Linked DNA regions of Mus musculus: region 2 is linked to region 1. A link is a loop called in an ENCODE intact Hi-C map of the cell type or tissue named here. Cell type or tissue: gastrocnemius. All regions are shown on one strand.

Region 1 (8,000 bases):
CAGTAGTAACAAGAAAATGAGATTCCTGTGCTGTGCAAATCCTTGAATTTGAGGATAAATAGGGAGACCAACAGCGGCTACTGTGTTAGTTTCATTGCCTGTTGAGTGTGAGTAAGGAATGAGACCCATTTTATTTATCCAGAACAGTTATATAGACCTACTACCAATTCAGAGTTTACTCACCATCCCAATCTATTTGGTAGTTAAGTTATGAGAGAGGAAGACTTCCTTCCAGGAGTACACTAGTGAAAAACACTAAGTTATCCGACGTTTTTGCATTTTATATAGGAAGATGAGTTCAAGTGGTAAGGGACAATGGCTGACTCGGGATCTTGCTCAGAAGTAGAGTCCCAAGGTCCCAAGTTTCATCGCTAGCTGGCACTGATTCCCTGGATCATATGGAGTTACAACAATGTCTGTGAAATGTATCTGGTTCCTGCATTTTTTAAAGATTTATTTATTTTTTTTTATGTATATGAGTACACTGGCCAGGCAGTGGTGGCGCACGCCTTTAATCCCAGCACTTGGGAGGCAGAGGCAGGCGGATTTCTAAGTTCGAGGCCAGCCTGGTCTACAGAGTGAGTTCCAGGATAGCCAGGGCTACACAGAGAAACCCTGTCTCAGAAAACCAAAAAAAAAAAAAAAAAAAAAAAAGAAAGAAAGAATGAAAAGAAAGAAAAATAAGTCCAGTGTAGCTGTACAGACAGTTGTGAGCCTTCATGCGGTTGTTGGGAATTGATTTTAAGACCTCTGCTCACTCCGTTCGCTCAGTCCCTGCTCTCTCCCGCCCAAAGATTTATTTATTTATTATTTGTAAGTACACTGTAGCTGTCTTCAGCTGCACCAGAAGTGGGTGTCAGATCTCATTACAGGTGGTTGTGAGCCACCATGTGGTTGCTGGGATTTGAACTCAGGACCTCTGGAAGAGCAGTCAGTGCTCTTACCTGCTGAGCCATCTGGCCAGCTCCCTGGTTCCTGCATTTTTTTTGAGACAGGGTTTCACGAGGTAACCCAGCCTGGCTTGGAACTCCAGATTTTCCTGTTTTAGCCTCCCTGGTGCTGGGATTACAGGCATGTATCACACTTATCCCAGTTCCTGCATTTTAAATCATGAGTTAGACTGTGTGTGTGTGTGTGTGTGTGTATGTGTGTATGTGTATGTGTGTGTGTGTATGTGTGTGTGTGTGCGCGTGCGCGTGTTGTGTGTTGAAGGGAGACACTTCTTTCAAATATGTCTTTTGGCAAGGAGGGAGAATTTAGAGGCTGAGATACCAGCTCTGTCTATCTCAAATGCATCTGAATATGTTTAGTTCTTTATAGAAAATTTTTATGTTTATTTCATATGCGGAAGTAAGGAATGCTTTTATCTCTATCTCTGTGATCGTGTGTGTGTGTGTGTGTGTGTGTGTGTGTGTGTGTGTGGTGTGAGAAAGAGAGAGGGAGAGGGAGAGAGGGAGGGAGGGAGGAAGGGAGAGAGAGAGAGCGGGAGCACAGGCGTGTGGATTTGGACAACCTTCAGGAGTCAGCTGCCTTCTTGCACCATGTTGAATTCTTGAACTCAGTCTTCAAGCTTGGTGGCAAGCACCTTGTGACCTATTCTGCTGACTCTGTTTATTTTGTGTATGTATGTTCTTGTTTGTGAGGACTCCTGTGTGGAGATCAAAGGAAAACTTTAGATGTTGGTCCTAGGCCTAACTCGTTTCAGGTAGGGTTTCTCATCTGCTGTGTATCTCAGGCAGGTCAGCCCACATGTTTAGGGGAATTCCATCATTGCCTGCTATCTTGCTGTGGGTGCTAAGATTACAGACCTGCAACATTGTGTCTGGCTTGTATAGGAGTTCTAAGGACCCAGGTGTAAGTTGTCAGGCTGGCTTCATGAGGGTTTTTCCCTGCTAAGGCATCTCTTTGGATGTCCCCATGAATACTTTCAGTTCTTGATTTTGGGTAGTGAAAATTCAGACAAAGTTCCCCAAGAAAAGAACAAACAGACAAACAAACATCTGTTTCAGATTTATTGGGTGACACTGAGTGATCCAGCTTTGTCTCCTAAGAAGCATGCAGACATATCTGTTTGATTCAGTGGGGAGGAACCCTCCTCATTATACCAGCAACATGCTTTGTGTCCTACCAAGCTGGAAATGGGTTAATTCAGTTGCTTGCAACAACTCTATGAGCATCTGTTACCATTTTATAATTGCGTTTTTAGACAGGGGCTCACTATGAAGCCCTGGCTGGCTTGGAACTTGCTTTGTAGACCAGGCTGGCCTCGAACTCGTCATAGATATCTGCCTGCCTCTGCCTCTGCCTCCTGAGTGCTGGAATTAAAGGTCTCCTTGCCTGACAATTAACTGTTGTGTAATTTAACATTGAGGACTCTGAATCCCTATAATGTTCCCTTCACAACCCCGATTTCCCTCTTTAACAGATGGGGACAGAGAGGCACAGAAAAGTGAGTTTTCTAAGCGGTCACATACTGTCACTGTGAGCGACAACAGAATTAAACCCTGACTCACCATTTACACTATTTGTGCAAGGTTCATGTATGTTTAGAGGTTAGACCATCTTCTGGTCTGTTAAAATTGTGCGGCTAGGCTAAGGCAGTGGGAGAATGCTTGCTTAGCGTGCTCCAGGCCCTAGGTTCAATTTCCTGTGCTGAGAAAAAAAATCATGAAGGGGACAATGATGTATGGGGTGACCCAGCCCCACTTGTCTACTTACTATATCCTTCCTACTTCCTTCTAAACTCTAGTATACCTCTGTGGAATTATTATTACTATTATTAAAGGGTGGGTGGTTTTTTTTGTTTTTTGTTTTTTTGAAACAGGGTTTCTCTGCATAACCTTGACTGTCCTGGACCTCACTCAGGCTAGCCTTGAACTCAAGAGATCCCCCTGCCTCTGCCTCTTGAGTGCTGGGCTTAAAGGAAGGCTTGTACCGCCACCACTGCCAGGAGTTAAGGTTTGTTTTTATTTTTGTGTATATCTGTGTCATATGTCACCTGTGTACTAATACTCACAGGGGCCAGAAAGAAGGTGTTGGATCCCTTAGAGCTAGAGTTGACTGTGGTGAACCGCCTGATCCAGAGGCCAGGAAGCAAACCCCAGTCCTCTAGAAGAGCTTGTGCTCATCATAATCACTAAGCCAGATCTCTCAAGTTCTTTAAAAACAGACAAACAAACAAATTTGTTCAAATTGCTGTGGCTGGAGAGAAGGCTCAGCGATTGAAAACACTGGCTGATCTTCCAGAGGGACCAGATTGAATTTCCAACAGCCACATGATGGTTCATCTGTTGTTCCAGTCTGGGGGGTGGGGGGGTGTCTGTGGCCCTCTTCTGGACGCCACAGGCACTGCAGACACATGGTTCCCAGACACAATCAAGCCAACACTCATACACAGAAAAATAAGCTGGACACGGTGGCACATACTTCTTTAATCCCAGAATTAGGGAGGCAGAGGCAGGCGGATTTCTAAGAGTTTGAGGCCAGCCTGGTCTACAGAGTGAGTTCCAGGACACTGACGGCTACACAGAGAAACCCTGTCTTGGGAAAAAAGAAAAAAAAGAAAAGTAAGTGAAATCTTAAAATTTTTCATAGGTGTAATTTTTAACCGTGTGTGTGTGTGTGTGTGTGTGTGTGTGTGTGGTGCATGTGCACAGGTACCTGAGAGATGTTGAATTTCCCTGGAATTGGATTTATAGGAGGTTGTGAGCTACTATATGGATGCTCAAATCGAACTCAGGTCTTCCGGAGGAACAGTGTATATGTATGTGTGTATGTATATTATATATAATATACACATGTATGTATATATTATATATATGTATATTATATATTATATAATATATGATATATAGTATATGATACATGTATATTATATATTATATATTATATGTCTAATATGTAATATTAGACATACTGTATATTATACATGTTATACACACACACATACACCCTTTAAATATTGAACCACCTCTCTAATTCCAAATATCTTGTTCTTATGATTGGCCATTAATGATTTGGTGTGAGTTATATGTTCTTGTGGACCCTGTTGTCTATTTTGTCCATTTTACAGATGAGGTAACCAAAACTCTGAGGCTCTATCTGAATTATTTTCCTAATTTTTCATTTCTCTTGTCCCTGGTTATAAACATCCATTTTCCCAGCTGTCTGTAGTGGTACACACCTTTAATCCCAGCACTCAGGAAGCAGAGGCAGGCAGATTTCTGTTAGTTTGAGGCCAACCTCGTCTACAAAAAAGTCCAGGACAGCCAGGGCTCTGTTCCACAGAGAAACCATGTCTTGAAAAACAAAAACTTAAGAAAAAAAATCCATTTCCCAACATGCTTGGTGGCCTCCTGCAAGGGGGGTGGGGAGGGGTCCATGGCTGCCAAGAGGATGTCAGCTTGCTCCTTGCCTCCACTAGCAGTCCAAAGGAGGGAGAAGGGAGGAAGGAGATGGAAAGGGCCTTTGTGTTCCACACATACATTTCATAACCCGGAAGAAAGGTGGGCACCTGGGGCAGCAGGCCTTGATAACATGTGACTGGGGGAACTCTTCTCTAGGCTCTCCTCCCCAACAGGGAACACCCCTAAAACCCTCCCTGTTCATACATGGCAGCGGCTGCTATAGGGGTTAGGTTTGGGTTCTGAGGTCACAAAATAGATTGTCTTACCTGGAGTACAGCATGTTTGGTATGTGCCCAAGACAAGCTTAGGGCCCAGGTAGGGTTGTGTTGAAGGGCATTAGAGGGACTTAGAGTTTTCAATTTATTTCCCTGTCTGCTTCGCTCCAGGCTAGAAATGTTAACAGGGAGAACATGGATAAAGTTGAGTCTTCGTATTCTTTCTCCTTTCAGGAGTAGCCAGTGGCTCCTCTAGCGCAGGGCCCAGTCTAGTACTCTGGTTCTGCTCCTTCTTATGGTTGTTTTTGTTTCTTTGTTTGTTTGTTTCTGTGTAGCCCTGGCTGTCCTGGAACTAGTTCTGTAGACCAGGCTGGTCTCGAACTCAGAGCTGCCTGCCTCTGCCTCCTGAGTGCTGGGATTAAAGGAAGGTGTGTCCCACCCCAGCTGGCTCTTTCCTGTGCCTTTACATTAGTATGTTCTCAGTCAGGCCTCCCATTTCTACCATGGCTCAGAGCTCAGCGGAGGCTGGCTCTGTGCCGCCCCTCAGGTTGTAGGGTATAGATGATGGTGTTTCCTAGGTTTATTTGTTCCTGGAGTACAGAAGGTGGGAGTGTCTTAAGATCTGGTCTCTCCTTAGAAAGGTCAACTTCTCTCTGCAGCTTAGAAAATCATCATCCTAATTATGGGAGAAATTGATCCAAGATATGTGTGTGTGTGTGTGTGTGTGTGTGTGTCCATGTCTATGTCTGTTTGTCTATTTCACAGTTTCCTAGCCCCCATGTCCCGGGGTGTAGGCAGGCTCCAGTGGCCTGGGGATTTGGGCAGTGGCTCCTCCCACAATTCTTAGAGCTTATTGGCCAGTTATCTCTTAGATATCCGCAGTGAGGAAAGCATTCTATGCTTTCTCCTTGACCATATTGGGCTCCCCGAGGCACCTGGTCCCCCAGACTGCCTTCCCAGGGGTGACCCTAGCCCTGGAAGCGGGCAGGTAAGGGTTAAAAGGTGTGGGCCAACCCCATCCTGTCCAGGTAGGTTGGGCCTTTACCTAGTGGGAGGTAGCCAAGACAGCAGTCACTGCTGTTCACTTGTACTGCCAGGAAAGCTAGGGCCTGGACGAGACAACTGTTCTTTTGGAAATATTTGAGGCTGCCATCCAGCACTAGGGCATTGGTGAGTACCAGCGAGCAATGGGGCAGGGCCGTGAGATAGGGTAATGGCACAGGAACTGAGGAAGTTCCCTTCTAGAGATCCAGATCTGAGGAAGGAGGACCCTGAGAATATAGGGTAGCGATAGGAGGGGTGGTGTTCAGTATGGGAGGATCAGGGGACCAGGGCAAAGCCTCACGTGTCCATTTTCCTTTCTTGATATCAAAATAATTCTTGGTTGGAAAATGGAGGAGGAAGGACGGGGCAGAGACTCAGCCTTCTCTTCTCGGCCCCTCTCCCCCTTTTTATCAGGACTAGTGCCTCAGAGAAGACGAGCTGAACCGATTAGATACCACTGTTGTTCAGGCATCTGTATCTGCTTGTCCCTCTGTTTGTTTGTTCAGCCAGAGTAATTGAAGGGGGTGTGCTGTATGTTTGGGGGAGCAATGGGGATCAGGTCCAGACTCTGTGTGCATTTGCTCAAGTGGTGGCAGGATGTGGAAATGGGGCTCTCATTGACAGTGTTGGAGTGCCACCCAGGTGAAGTATCTTGGTTGTAAACAGTCATTACAGCCAGGAATTTTTCTCAGCCGTGGTGTCAGAAGGGCAGACCTGAAAAACCTGCTGGGCCTGCCTCTGTGTGTGTGTGTTTCCCCGCATGTGCCCTCTGTAGCTCGCTTGCTGCAACCTAAGCCCGTAACAGGACCACAGAATGACAAGGCAAAGCTCTGGTGTGGGCAGGAGGGTCTCAGAGGTTCATATGAGGGCATGGTAGTGATGCTGGAATGTGGTAGATTGCCTTCTTACTATCTCTGTCTGATGTCAGGCAGTCTGAAGTTCCAAGTGTACAGAACATGGAAGAGTAGAAGCAAAGGTTCCTGAGTCAGGTATGGAGGTGTGGGGCGTTGATCCATGTCTAGCCTGCCTAGTGACCCAATGACTCATGCCATAACTATGTCCCTGAGGTCAGACTGATGGGGTGGAGTCGGGGTTCCTGACTGGACCCTGTGTCGACTCCGGGATACTCTAATTTTCTAAAGAAGGAAGGACGGAGGCCCTCTGATGTGAAACATGAGACAATGTTGGTGAACGGGTAAATGGACCCAAGGTGGGAGGAGTTAGCTTTCTGTTGGGGTGGAGAAGGGTTCAGGCAAGCCTTGTGAAAGTTTTCCGAATTAAAATGGGTCCTGGGAAAGTAGAAGTTTCGGGGGCTGAGGGACCGAGGAGGCTGAGGTGGGACACTAAAGACACCCTACCATGCCGAAAGTGCTGGACCTCAGATGGGTGGGCTTGTGAGACCCCCTGCAGTGTACAAACTTTCTGTACAAAAGGCTTATGGGATTGCCTAACCATTGCAGTGGAGGATAGTCCATGAGTCCTTTGAGGGAGGGATACAGACTCTGTGGGACAAGCAGAAGACTGTAGAGAAAACTGGGGGGCGGGGGTACCTTGTAGACAGTCTGAGCACACCCTATAGTGTGAAAATGGGGAAGGGGCTTCTCCTTGGCGTTCTTGGTTTTCTGGGTCTGCTCTACCACATCATGACAAGCTGTGGATTTCAAGGGGTCGGGGGGGGGGGGTGTTAAAACGAGAACTCTGCTGTCTCTGATAGGCCTTCCTAGTCACCTGCCTTAGAGGCTAGGACAGGTGGTGGGAGGTGATGTCACCTGCTTGCCCAGCTGGGGACTGAGCAGGATGTGGGAGGGAGGGAGCAAACTCCAGAAAAGCACAAGAAGGGCTGGCAGCTCGCCAACGCGTGCTCCATGATCAGCCAGTGCTTCCCGGGACAAAAAGAGGGGCAGGTAATGTGTTTTCTGTGGCTGTGGATGGCGCTTCTCGCCCTTCTCAGCAGGGTAACTTCTGTATGCTAGTCTCAGAACAGGGTGGGAGGGAAGAGGGGCTGGAGGGAGCCTGAGGTCGTGGGGCAGCAGGATGGAATTAGGAAGATAGATGCAGAGCCACCCCTGATGCCTGGCTTGGCTACCTTGCAGTTATTCACCCCGCTGGCATCCGTTTGTGGACTGCTTGCTGTGTGCAGCCGTGCTTGAGGTGCCGGGGCTATGATACGCTGGGGCAGACGTGCTTCCTGTCAAAATGACAATACAGGGAGGGGCAGTGTCTTTTTCAACAGTAGCTGTGAGAAGACATCACTCAGGGGCCACCTCGGAAAAGGACATTTAAGCCTTAGAATGAGCTGGGTGTGGTAGTGCCTGTCTCTAGATTCCTAGCATGT
Region 2 (8,000 bases), 89 kb before region 1:
CATCTGGATAATTGCCATACAATCTTCACATTCATTAAGCACCGACTGGGTCCCTTGCACTGTGCTACAAATTCTCCCTGCATCCTCAAGTATGGCAAGGGAGGTGAATTCTGGAGCCAGCTGGGCTTAGGTTCAAATCATAATCACCAAATCCCTCTTTTATTTGTAGCATGGAAATAAAAAACAAATTCCTTACCTCATTAGGTCGTTACAGAGATCAAATGAAATAATAAATGAGACAAAGTGCCTGAACATAGCATGCACACACGCAGTTTTGTGTGATGCTGAAGATTAAATCCAGAGCCTTGTCATGATTGTCTATGTACACATACAATCCTGGTGCCCAAAGGAGGCACCAGAACCGTGCATCAGATCACGTGAAACTGAAGTTAGGGGTGGTTATAGGTGCTGGGAATTGAACCCAGATCCACTGCAAGAGCAATAAGTACTATTTATTTATTTATTTTGTTTCTTTGAGACAGGGTTTTTCTATATAGCCCTGTGTCATGGTTTGTATATCCTTGGACCAGGGAGTAGCACCATTTGGAGGTGTGGCCTTGTTGGAATAGGTGTGACCTGGTTGGAGTAGGTGTGTCACTGTGGGTGTGGACTTAAGACCCTCACCCTAGTTACCTGGAAGTCAGTCTTTCACCAGCAGCCTTTGGATGAAGATGTAGAACTCTCAGCTCTACCTGCGCCATGCCTGCCTGGATACCTTGATGATAATGGACTGAATCTCTGAATCTGTAAGCCAGCCCCAATTAAATGTTGTTTTTATAAGACTTGCCTTGGTCATGGTGTCTGTTCACAGCAGTAAAACCCTAAATAAGACACCCTGGCTGTCCTGGAGTCAGCTTCATAGACCAGGCTGGCCTTGAACTCACAGAGATCCACCTGCCTCTGCCTCTGCCTCTCAAGTGCTGGGATGAAAGGCATGTGCCACCACTGCCCTGCCCAGAGCACAGAGCCATCTCCTCAGTCCCTCTTGTTATCTTTAACAATGCCAAAATTACTGCAAGAGTCTATATTAGTAAAAGGTAATGGTGGCACACACCAAAAATTCTGGCACTCAAGAGCCTAAGGCAGACAGATCCTGAATCTGAGACCAACTTAGGCTACATAATGAGACTCTTTCAAAAACAAACCACTGGGCAGTGGTGGCACACACCTTTAATCCAAGCACCGGGGAGGCAGAGGCAGGTGGACTTCTGAGTTTGAGGCCAGCCTGGTCTACAGAGTGAGTTCCAGGACAGCCAGGGCTACACAGAGGAAACCTGTCTTGAAAGAAAAAAGAAAACAAAAATAAACCAAAAACAAAAAACAAACCAACCAAACAAAAAGTTTGAAAGTCTACAATAGCCGGGCGGTGGTGGCGCACGCCTTTCATCCCAGGACTCTGTGGCCAGGCTGGTCCACAGAGTGAGTTCCAGGACAGCCAGGGCTATGCAGAGAAACCCTGTCTCGAAAAAACAAAACAAAAACAACAAAAAACAAAACAAAAACAAAAAACAACAACAAATGTCAGTAAAACTGAGTCCTCACTTCTTCCTGATTGTCCTCCACTTCCTACTCTGGGCAGAGTTGCTTCCCTGCCAGACCTCTGGTGTACCGAGGCCTCTTGACCTTTCCCTGGGCTAAACACTATCTGGAAAAGCTCTTCCTCTAGTTACATAGATGTATGTATGGCTCACTCCCTTGCCTCCTTCAGACGTAGACTCAGACAACATCTCAGAAAAGCTTTTCTTTTCTTTAAAAGAGATCTTTAAGAATTATTTCATGAAGTGGAAACTTCTAGTTTCTTTGGAAAGTTAGTCAAATGATGGTTGCTGGGGCACACAGGTGAAAGAATGCCTTGCTAAACCAAACATGTCAAAGACTGTTTTCCTGAAGCAGACACAGGTGAAAGGATGTTTGGATACAGCAGACACGTGAAAGGACCTGTGACGAAGGAGTATAAATATGACCCGGACAATGGGAGATGAGCACTGAGCATTGGTTTGGTTTGCTCCACCTCGTTATTCTTTGCTAAAGACACACATGTATTGGTTTACCATACATAGCATTGTTGAGCTCAATTTGTGGTAACATCTCCATTGAGAGAAACTCGCCCAAGAACTGCTCCTGAGGTTCCTGTGACAGGTTGCTACTTCTGTGGCCTCGCCTTAGGCTGGTTGGCAAGCTTGGTGGTTTCTTCAGGATTGGCCTATAGCTGCTGAGTCATGTTTGGCGTTTGCTATGGGACTGAACTGCTGCCCAAGAAGACCAAGCTCACCCCCAAAGAACTACTGCTGAACAGGTCCACTTCTAACTTTTCTCTTCCACTAACTCTGCTTGGTTGTGGGCTAGAGGAAAGGTTGAACCCTTATTAAAAGAAGGTTGAAGAAATTTTATAGCCTGGCAGTGGTGGTGCATGCTTTTAATCCCAGCACTTGGGAGGCAAAGGCAGTCGGATTTCTGAGTTCAAGGCCAGCCTGATCTAAGGAGTGAGTTCCAGGACAGCCAGGGCTACACAGAGTAACCCTGTCTCAAAGAAAGAGAGAGAGAGAGAGAAAGAAAGAAAGAAAGAAAGAAAGAAAGAAAGAAAGAAAGAAAGAAAGAGAGAGGGAGAGAGGGGGAGGGAGAGATAGGGAGGGGAAGAGAAAGAGAAACAAAGGAAAGAGAAAGAAAGAAAAGAAAGGAAAAGAAAAAGAAATTTTATGCCTACAATTTTGTTTTATTTTGTGTGCGTAAGTGTCTGCATGTATGTAAATGTATGTATATATGTCCACCACATGCATGCCTGGTGCCCATGGAGGTCAGAGGAAGTCATAAGATCCCCTGGGACTGGAGGTACAGGTGGGAATCAAACTGGGGTCCTCTTCAAGAGCATCAAGTGCTCTTAGCCACTGAGCCATCTTGCCAACTCCAGAAAAGCTTTTCTTGACCACACTACTAAAACTGCATCTGACTACACATGGTTCAGTGATAGAGTATTCAATATTTGTGAACCCCTACGTTCCATTCCCAGTACTAAAAATATTTATTTTTTGAAACAGGTCTCACTACATAGCTCTGGCTGGCCTGAAACTCACTATGTAGACTACGCTGGCCTTGAACTCACTGGTATTGGGGTGCCTTCGCCTCCTGAGTACTGGGAATAAAGGTTTGTGCCACTACATCCAACCTGAAAAGAATTTATTTTTTTAAAGAAAAAAAACTGAGGCTAGAGCAAGGGCTCAGTGGCTGCTACTGCTCTTACTGAGGACCTACACTTGGTTCTCAGCCCCCGCATCAGCAGCTCACAATCTCCCAGAAAGTAGAGCTCTTGAGGATCTGAAGCCTAAGGCGTCCTTGGGTAACTGCACTCACATGCACATACTCACAGAGATACAGAGTTAAAAATACATCTAAGCCTAACCTCTGCAGCATCCTCTGCTTAGTATGCTCCGGCTTTGTTCCCGATTTCTTTTTCATCCAGCTACTTACAAATGCCTGACCCAGTATGAGATCTCGACTTGTTGGTCAATTGCCTTTTCCTATTAGAATGTAAGTTTCAGGATACAAGGATCCACCCTCTCTCCTAAGCCTGTGTGTTTGTGTGTTTGTGTGTGTGTGTGTGTGTGTGTGTGTGTGTGTGTGTGTGTGTGTGTGTATGAGAGAGAGAGAGAGAGAGAGAGAGAGAGAGAGAGAGAGTATCTGTGATGGGGCGGGGCAGGGGGGTAAAACCTAAGGCTTCCAGCACTCAAAGCAAATGTTCTATTCCTGACTGATATCCCGAGTTCAAATGATTCTCCTGCCGTGGCTTCCTGAATGGTTAGGGCTATGCCCTTATTGCTACTCACTAAGTGTCTGAAAGAATGAATAAAGGGCAAATAGTCAAAACAGGTGAGGCAAGTACTTACGTTTGAGGGGCAGGGCTCCTCCGAAGACCTGCTAGTGTGTCTAGCTCCTGCATGCTGCCACGGCTGACAGAGGCAGTAGAGTTGGCAAGGCGGATGGCTCTGCGATTGACCCTTCGAGAGCAGCAGGATGAGAACAGGCTCCCAGGCCCCATTGGTTGGGATGATACTGAGGTACTGCGGCTGGTGCGACCACCCAGTGAGACTGCTCCAAGGGCCTCACTGAAAGTTAGCTCGTCTGTGAACTCGTGACACTGTGGGCAGAAGGGAAGTGGGGGATCACAGGGTACCCCATGTCATGGATGCTAGCACAACTCCCAGGCCTTTGTTTAGGAAAAGTCACTCTCTCTCCTGCTTCCTTGCCCAACCTAGAAGCCACGTTTTGCTCTCTGTTTTGTTTGAGACAAGGTGCAGCCTATGTAGCCTTGGATGGCCTGAAATTCACTACGTAGACCAGGCTGGCCTGGAACTCCTAGAGATAACAGATAATCTGCCTCCGCCACAAGACTTTAACCTCTTAAAGGAAGTATCATTCGATCTCTAGAATTAAGTGCTATGGCTTCCCTCTCAGTGGGGGGAGGGGGGGAAGCTTGGTGTTGGGCAGACTTCCTCCCTCCTGCCAATGCAGCCTCTTGTTTGACCTCACCGTAGTCTTCTCCAGACAATGCAGCAGATGGTGATGCTGTTGTTCAAAAGCAGAGCGGCTCCTAACGCACAGCATTTGTCCGTCGCCACTGCCACTGTCCTGGAACAGACGTAGCAGAAAACAGGCGATGAACACCTTCCCCTCCTATCCCTGCTCACCGCCCCCCAGCAAAGGCCCCTCCCTACCTCGAGGCCCCCATTTTGCTTATACTGCAGGAAGGCATTGGTGGTACCACTCTTTGCCAAACGGATTCTTGCCAGGCGCACTTTCTACAGAGAGGAGACAAAAGGTTAGATAGGTGAGCCCTGGAGCGAGACAGGCTTAGGCTGAAAGGAATGTCAATGCCCAGAAGGGAGATATAGTTACCTGCTGTGCCCGGCGCTTGTCAGCACGCTGGTTCTGGTGGTAGATGCGGCTGAAGTTGGATACAATGACTGGCACAGGCAAGGCAATGACCAAGACACCGCTAAGTGAGCAGATGGACCCAAAAATTTTGCCTGCAATGGTGCTAGGTACCATATCTCCATACCTGGGAAAGATAGAAAGCACACCAAGGTTAGAAGAGGTGTTTGGTACCCCCATTCCACCCACCCACTCCTGAAGTGCTCAGCACGCTTTGGCAAGCACGTGGACTTTCTGAACTTCAGCTTTTTTCTCTTTCTTTCTGTCTTTCTTCCTTTCTAAGGTTTATTGTATGTGCGTGTTTGCATACATGTAAGTATGTGTATCACATGCACGTCAGGTGCCTGAATAGGCCAGAAGAGGGTGTTAGAGTCACTGGAACTGAATTTAAGGATGGTTGTGAGCCACCACGTAGGTGCTAGAGAAGGGAAAGCTGGCTCCTTTGTAAGAGCAGTAAGTACTCTTAACCATGAAGCCATCTTTCCAGCCCTAACTTCCGTATCTTTCTTTTTAAAGGTTTATTTATTTATTTGTATGTGTATGAGTGTTTTCATATATATATATAGATATAGATATATATAGATATATATACACACATACATATACATATATATAAGTGCACCTTGCCTGGTTGCCCATGGAGGCCAGAAGAGGGTGGCATATCCTCTGGAACTGGGGTTACAGACAGTTGTAACACACTACGTGGGAGTCCTGGAAATTGAATCCAGGTTCTTTGAAAAAGCAGCAGGAGCTCTTAACCTCTGAGCCAATTTATCTAGCCCCAGCTTCAATTTGTTACACTGAAACATTTGGAGAATTACTGTTTAGGAATTCAAGAGGACCCAAGTTCAAGACCCACGTCAACCAGCTCATGACTATTAGAAACCCCAGCTGCAGAGGACTCAACACCCTCTTTTGGACTCTATGGACACTTCCACACACATGCACATACCCATGTGTTATGCGCATACTTTAAGAAGTAATTTTAAAATTTTTTTCAAAATGAGGAGAATGGGTCCACATTTGGTATGCATCTTTCATCCCAGCACTCGGGAGGCAGAGGCAGGTGGATCTCTAAGCTTGAGGCCAGCCTGGTCTACAGTGCAAGTTCCAAGATAGCCAGGGCTACACAGAGAAACCCTGTCTTAAAAACAAAGCAGAGCAAAACAAAGCAGAAGACAAAGTGTGGGAATGACCTCTCTAGTCCCTTGCAGTAGAGGTCAAATGAGAAACAGGGCTGCCTTCAGTGTCTGCATCTGCTGCTCCTACCTAAGCTATGCATTGAGCGTCACTGTCAGCTGGAAATCTAATACCAAGCAGAAAGGAAAACAAGAAATAAAGACTAGAGAGAGTCCCACCACTACAGGTCAGATGAGAGGCTCTGTATTCTCTACATTTTCTAGGAAGGAGCTTTGTTTTTTTGTTAAAAAAATTTCTTTTTGAGAAGAGTCACTCTGGTCTTTGCTGTCCTGGAACTCTCTTTGTAGACCAGACTGGCTTTGAACTCACAGAGATCTGCTTGCCAAGATCTCTGTGAACTCACAGAGATCCTGCCTCCCAAGTACTGGGACTAAAGGAACGTGGCGCCACTGCCAGGCTTTCTCTTGGTAGATCAGGTTGGCCTTGATCTGCCTGCCTCTGTCTCCTGAGAGAAAGGGTCCTTCCTTCCGGAAGAAGCCTTGGAAGTGTCCTCCTATGAAAGATAGGGAGCCTCGAAACTACTCTGCCTTCTCCAAGCTGAGCCTCTCGGATGGAGACGGAGCAGAACCAACTGTTTACTGGTTGGTTTCGAAAAGAAGGAAAACAAAGCTCAGAGAGGCGCCACAGTTAATTTGCCTAGGAATGTACAACACACTTTCTTTTTTCTAACTACAACACCGATTGGAACTCCACTGAAAAATCCAGCCTGTGCAGTCTTCAGCTTCTGGGCTCTTGGCTCTTTCTTAGCCCTGGGAGTTGTAGTGTTGATGCTGCTGTTATGGTTTTGTTGAGACAGGGTCTCATGTAGTTCAGGTGGACCTCAAACTTACTACGCATCTGAGGGTGACCTTGAACTTCTGATTCTCTTTCTTCTACCTCCCAAGTGCTGGGATTATAGGCACCTGTAATCCTGCTCCATTCACGTGGTGCTGGAGACTGAACCCAGAGCTTTATGGATGCCAGGCAAGCATTCGTCAGGTGAGCTTTATCTTTATCTCCAGAGCTCTTCATTTGGTCTAAGCATTCAGGAATTGGCTCCAGAGTCTCTAGGACTTGGACAGTTCTAGCTATGTGATAAGTCACCTCGGACTAAGTCTCACGAGGCATGAGCACTGACTGTCACAGTTGTTCTAAGGACTGTATGTGGCAAAAGGCATCAAGCTATCTACTGCCAACTCAACTGGTAGGATTCAAGATGTATTGATTTGATCCAATCATGGGCTTCCAACCCAAATTAATCACTACTTCTGAGAAGCATTTGTACTTCTATTGAGGTACTGACTAAATTCATTCATTCTACAGAGACTGAATAGCAACAGCCTACGTAATTCTAATGATAAAAATTTAGAGAAGAATCACATCTGCTCTGCACAATATTTTTATAAACGCTGTAAGGAGGCCGGGGGATGGCTGTGTATGCAAATCTTCAGGATCCATGTGTCAGCGCCATGGACCTATAATCCCAGCCCTGGAGGGCAGAGATCAGCATAGCCCTGGAGCTCACTGCTCAGTCAATCTAGCTAAATGGACAAGCTTCTGTCTCAATGAGAGACCCATCTCAAAATATAAAGGTGGCAGAGTGTGGTGGCGCACACCTTTAAGCTGAGCACTTCAGAAGTTCAAGACCAGCATGGTCTACATAGCAAGTTCCAGGCCAGTTAGGGTTACACAGTGAGAGCATGTGTTGTCAAAAAATACAACAGGGCCAACAAGAAGTTCCAGCTGCAAAGAGCTTACCTTGCAAGGCCGATGACCTGAACTAAATCCCTGGAGTCCAGGTAAAGGTAAAAGGAGAGAACCAACTCTACGAAGTTGTCCTCTGACCTCCATATGCATGCTATTACATGCACATACTGACACTCATACACCATACA

Evidence for each region. Hi-C counts contacts between places; a loop is a spot of excess contacts. Peaks named below come from ENCODE experiments on the same cell type or tissue, not always from the same donor. Only the 100,000 strongest peaks of a DNase experiment are listed, where the experiment ranks them.
Region 2: a loop joins it to region 1, with 3 times the contacts of the local background. A loop is called at or near these places in 2 of 42 quality-filtered maps.

What each region holds. Positions count from the first base shown.
Region 1 is chrX:7,739,003-7,747,002 of GRCm38, reverse strand. Ccdc120 (coiled-coil domain containing 120) reads left to right here and starts at 5,679. Exons shown (of 10, transcript NM_207202.2): 1 at 5,679-5,791. In gastrocnemius, a CTCF peak has its summit at 3,362 (motif pointing left); DNase peaks (open chromatin) are centred at 7,504 and 7,753.
Region 2 is chrX:7,828,225-7,836,224 of GRCm38, reverse strand. Kcnd1 (potassium voltage-gated channel, Shal-related family, member 1) reads right to left here. Exons shown (of 6, transcript NM_008423.2): 2 at 4,891-5,053; 3 at 4,710-4,793; 4 at 4,525-4,623; 5 at 3,882-4,132. Among named protein-coding and RNA genes, the nearest start is that of Kcnd1, 8.5 kb to the right of the region's middle. In gastrocnemius, no CTCF peak of the experiment used is centred here; no DNase peak of the experiment used is centred here.